2 separate regions of the Homo sapiens genome follow, and region 2 is linked to region 1. A link is an interaction called in ENCODE POLR2A ChIA-PET data of the cell type or tissue named here. Cell type or tissue: MCF 10A. All regions are shown on one strand.

What was found. ChIA-PET counts read pairs that join two places held together with the same protein. Peaks named below come from ENCODE experiments on the same cell type or tissue, not always from the same donor. Only the 100,000 strongest peaks of a DNase experiment are listed, where the experiment ranks them.
Region 2: POLR2A ChIA-PET joins it to region 1 with 5 read pairs; 3 of 35 experiments call an interaction of 5 or more read pairs at or near these places.

What each region holds. Positions count from the first base shown.
Region 1 is chr17:82,534,958-82,537,457 of GRCh38, reverse strand. The region is part of intron 1 of FOXK2 (forkhead box K2); the gene reads right to left. Among named protein-coding and RNA genes, the nearest start is that of FOXK2, 16 kb to the right of the region's middle. RefSeq lists an enhancer at 1,490-2,075. In MCF 10A, no CTCF peak of the experiment used is centred here; DNase peaks (open chromatin) are centred at 847 and 1,127.
Region 2 is chr17:82,697,817-82,700,316 of GRCh38, reverse strand. It overlaps RAB40B (RAB40B, member RAS oncogene family), which reads left to right and starts at 1,619. Exons shown (of 6, transcript NM_006822.3): 1 at 1,619-1,862. The coding sequence starts at 1,721. RefSeq lists silencers at 1,051-1,440, 1,461-1,890. In MCF 10A, no CTCF peak of the experiment used is centred here; a DNase peak (open chromatin) is centred at 1,486.

The DNA of each region.
Region 1 (2,500 bases):
GCCAGGCTGGTCTCAAACTCCTGACCTCATGATCCGCCCACCTCAGCCTCCCAAAGTGCTGGGATTTCAGGCGTGAGCCACCGTGCCCGCCCGGCAATGGATAATTTTTCACATCCACTTTTACGGTCTAAATGTTCTACAAGAAGTATTATTTCACAATATTTTTAAATTTAATAATATGTTAAACTTTAATCATTTAAGAAAGACTATAAGCATCATACCAATTCAGTCAACAAGTATCTGAATTTCTCAGGAATAACCTTCCTAACATAATACCAGCAGCTCCAGCCCAGCATCCCACTCACTGGTCAGCTGGAGGCTGGCCCCCACCAACTGCCCAGGAGCTGAGTGGATCCAGCAGCAAGAACCTTCTACAACCAACCGCTAAGCTTTATATTCTATTCTTTTCCTAAACAATGTTTTCTAACCTTAAGTGCCTACCAGAAGCTGCTGGAGACCTCATTCAAAATGTATTGTGTGTGTCTGTTCTAATGTGTCTGGAGTCTGACTGACACAAGGCACTCCTCTTCTGTTTTGCCTAAGTCAGATCCAAGGCCAAAAAAAGCTTAAAAACATTTCAAACCCATTTAACTCTCAGATGCCTGGGGCAGAAGATTACAGTCCCAACATACAACAGACTGCCTAAGGCGAAAACCTGGGTGTGTTTCTGGGAAATCAGGACATTCAGAGGCCTCAGTGTGTGCTGGAAAATTCAGAAAGCTACACACATGCCCAGGGCAAAAGGCCCCCTCTGCGAAGACCTCCTCGGCCTCGAGCTTGCTTTCACTCTGGGCTGATCCCTAGGCCAAGGGCAAGCCCATCAAGAGTTCAAGGAGGGCTCAGGCACAGAGCCAGTTCGTAAAGACTGTAAGAGTTCCTGGCATTCAAGGAAATCTTTGTCAAAACACCAACTAAACACAAGCTGAGGAACAAGGACTTCAGTGACTACATAACGAAGGAAGATAGTCTGCAATAACAATAGCTTGGAAAAGTCGTTAAATAAAAGGGCCCCTATATCCTTTGGCAAGCAAAAAACCCCACCAAACCCAAGGAAAGGAGAAGAATCTGATTTCCAGAGCTACTGCGTTCTCATCATCACAGGTCCAGTTTGCAACAACAACAAAAATCACAAGGCACACAAAGAAACAGGAAAGTATGACTCAGTCAAAGAAATAAAAACTGACAGAAACTATTCTGGGGAAGGCCAGATGCTGGATTTGCTAGACAAAGACTTTGAAACAACTGCCTTAAATATGCTCAAAAACTTAAATAAAAACACAGGCCGGGCACCGTAGCTCACACCTGTAATCCCAGCACTTGGGGAGGCCGAGATGGGCAGATCACCTGAGGTGAGGAGTTTGAGACCAGCCTGGCCAACACGGTGAAACCCCATCTCTACTAAAAATACAAAAAAAATGCCAGGCACGGTGGTTCACACCTATAATCCCAGCACTTCGGGAGGCTGAGACAGGCGGATCACCTGAGGTTAGGAGTTCCAGACCCGCCTGACCAACATGGAGAAACCCCATCTCCACTAAATATACAAAATTACCTGGGCATGGTGGCGCATGCCTGTAATCCCAGCTACTCGGGAGGCTGAGGCGGGAGAATCGCTTGAACCAGAAGAGGTTTCAGTGAGCCCAGATCGCGCCACTGCACTCCAGCCTGGGCAACAAAAGTGAAACTCCATCTCAAAAAAAAAACAAAAACAAAAACACACAACTAAAAGAGATAAGGAAAACAACGTGTGTGTGAACCAAACAGGACTATCGACAGAGACAGCATAAAAAGGAACAAAACAGAAATCCTGGAGCTTTTAAAAGGTACAATGACAAACATGAAAAGCTCATGCTAGCAGTTCAATAGCACATCTGAGCAGGCACAAGAAGAATCAGGAAACTTGAAGATGGGAAGACTGAGATTCTGCTCCCGCAAGTCTCCTCAGAAAGGAGAAAGAACAAAGAAGACGAGCAGAGCCTAAAGGACCTGTGAGATGTCAGCTCACCAACCAACCATGGAAGTTTGAAATGGGCAGAAAGAATGTCTGAAAAAATAATGGCCAAAACCTTTTCGAGTTTAATGAAAGACAAAAATTTTACAAATCCAAGAAGCTCAACAAACTCCAAGTAGGATAAACTCACAGGACCCAAAATGAAACACATTTTAATCAGTGTTGAAAGCCAAAAGACAAAAAAAGAGAGAATCTTGACAGCAGCAAGAGATAAGCGACTGGATAACTGTTAACAGCTGACTTCTCATCAGAAATCACGAAGGCCAAGGCCGGGCACGGTGGCTTACACCTGTAATCCCAGCACTTTAGGAGGCTGAGGCAGGTGGATAAGCTGAGGTCAGGAGTTCGAGACCAGCCTAACCAACATGTGGAAACCCCATCTGTACAAAAAATACAAAAATCAGCCAGGTGTGGTGGCAGGCATCTGTAATCCCAGCTACTCCTAAGGCTGAGGCAGGAGAATCGCTTAAACCTGGGAGGTGGAGGTTG
Region 2 (2,500 bases), 160 kb before region 1:
CTAAAAATGCAAAAATTAGCTGGGTGTGGTGGCACATGCCTGTAATCCTAGCTACTTGGGAGGCTTGAATCCAGGAGGTGGAAGTTGCAGTGAGCCAAGATTACATCACTGCACTCCAGCCTGGGCAACAGAGCAAGACTCTGTCTCAAAAAAAAAAAAATGTGGCTGCATTAGTAACTAAAGCAACTAATCAACCAATGAATAACAGGTGTTGCAAACTAAATTGGCATTCCAAAGTAAACATTTTCTAGGTCCAAATGAATGCAAATGACAAATATAATAATCTTGACTTCAGTCTCTTTTGTAATTCTTCTTCCGCTCCCTCTTCTGTTCCTCCCCCACAAAAAACTTCTAATGGGGTCTAGAGCAGTTCCCTACACAACGCAGGGTGGAGGGGATGAAGTAGTGGGGGCATTATCCTTCTTCTTGGACGGAGCTCGCCCTTTGCCTGCTGCCTGAATTCTGCACCAAATAAACCAATGTGCACCTGGTGAGACCCTCAGAGCGAAGGGCAGACCTCGGCCTGGCAACCCTTGCTCTCTAGAGCAGAGGAGAAGCCAAAAGGCTGGAGGGTCCCACCCAATGCTCTCCTCCAGCACGCACGCAAACACATGCATGGATGCACAAACAAGCGCACGCACACATAGGAGCGCATGCATAGAAGCAGCACACGCAGACACACACATGCAAAGATGCCTGCAAAGGCACACATGCACACGCACATACATGTGCAGACACCTGCAGAGGCACACATGCACACGCAGACACACAGATGTGCAGACATCTGCAGAGGGACACATGCACACGCACATACATGTGCAGACACCTGCAGAGGGACACATGCACACGCAGACACATAGATGTGCAGACACCTGCAGAGGGACACATGCACACGCAGACACATACATGTGCAGATATCTGCAGAGGCACACATGCACACGCAGACATGCACACACACGAACACATGCACACGTACACAGGCGCATGTGCACACACAGGCATTCAGGCACGCCGCGTAAATGGGGCAACGACGAGGCCCTGGATGAACCGTGGGGAGAGACCGCGAGCCTGGATTCTACGGCGACAGGGACTCCTCCGGCGAGGCGGCCTGCGGGGGCCTTCCGGCCGCGTCCGCCAACTGGACCGACCCCGAGCCCCACCCGGCCAGGCACCCGAGGTCTCCCTGGTGGGCAGGTGGGGAGGCCCCACGCTGGGACCCTGCACCGCCCCTCGCCCCTCCCGACTCGGGGCGTGCAGACCCGACGACCGTGGGAGCGAGTTCGTGGCGCTCACGGGCGCACGCGAGAGTGTAAACACCCGGCCCCACCCCCTGATCGCCCCCACCCCGCCCCGCCATTGGCTGCGGGAGCAGAGTCCCCGCCTCCTGCTTGTTCTGGCTCCGCCCCTGCCCCGTCTCCGGGCCTCCATTGGCTGTGGTGACAGCGACCTTTCAGGAGGGGCGGGTGGGCGACAGCCCGGAGGCGGTGACGAGAGTAAGATGGACGGACAACCAAGCCAGTGAAAGCGCGCAGCTGCCCTAGCAACTGCGGTCCACCAATGGCGGGGCCGGGCGGGGATGCGCGCTGTCAGCGCTGGGCGGCGGGGCGGGGCCGGAGGCGAGCAAGGACTCGGGGCCCGCGCGGCGCCTCTCGGGGCCGGGCCGCCGCCTCTGCGCTCAGCCCCGCAGGCCGGGCATGGGTGGGGGCGCCGGGCCGTCACGATGAGCGCCCTGGGCAGCCCGGTCCGGGCCTACGACTTTCTGCTCAAGTTCCTGCTGGTGGGCGACAGCGACGTGGGCAAGGGCGAGATCCTGGCGAGCCTGCAGGATGGCGCGGCCGAGTCCCCGTACGGCCACCCGGCGGGTGAGCGCGGGCGGAGGGCGTGCCGGGGTGCGGGCGCGGGGCCGGGGAGGGGCGCGGGGCTGGGGAGGGGGTGCGGGTGGGGGTCCGGGTCCGGGGACGCGAGACCGGGCAGGGGTCGGGAAGAGGCCGGGGCGCGTGGCCGGGGAGGGTAGGAGTCCCGGTCCGGGGGCGCGGGGCTGAGGAGGAGCGCGGTTCGCGGGCGGGCCTTTCTCCGCCCGGCCCTGGCCCTCGTGCTGCGGCGTCCCTGTTGCACCCCCAGTTCCACTCGAGGCCCCGCGGCGCAGTCTCCATCCTTCTCCGCAGTCTGCGCGCAGCGGGAGCCCGCGGCTGGGCCGGGCGCTGGGCTCCTCCCGACCTGGGGCCGCTGCTGTGGGGACCCGGGGCGGGGGCTCGAGTCCGCAAGTGCGCGTTCGGCCGCGGGGCAGGAGGGGCGGGAGGGGACGCGAGCTCCGGGGCTCCTGGGGCGGAGCGCGGCGAGCAGGCGCCCAGGTGCTGGGTCTGCGCGTGGGTCGGAGGGGAGGGGAGACCAGGGTCCGGTCCCGAGGCCAGGGGTCCCGCGTGTCCGGGGGAGAGGAAGGAGCACAGGTGACTCGCGTGCGGAAGAGGGGACCCCCCACGACAGCGGCCGGAGAGCGGGT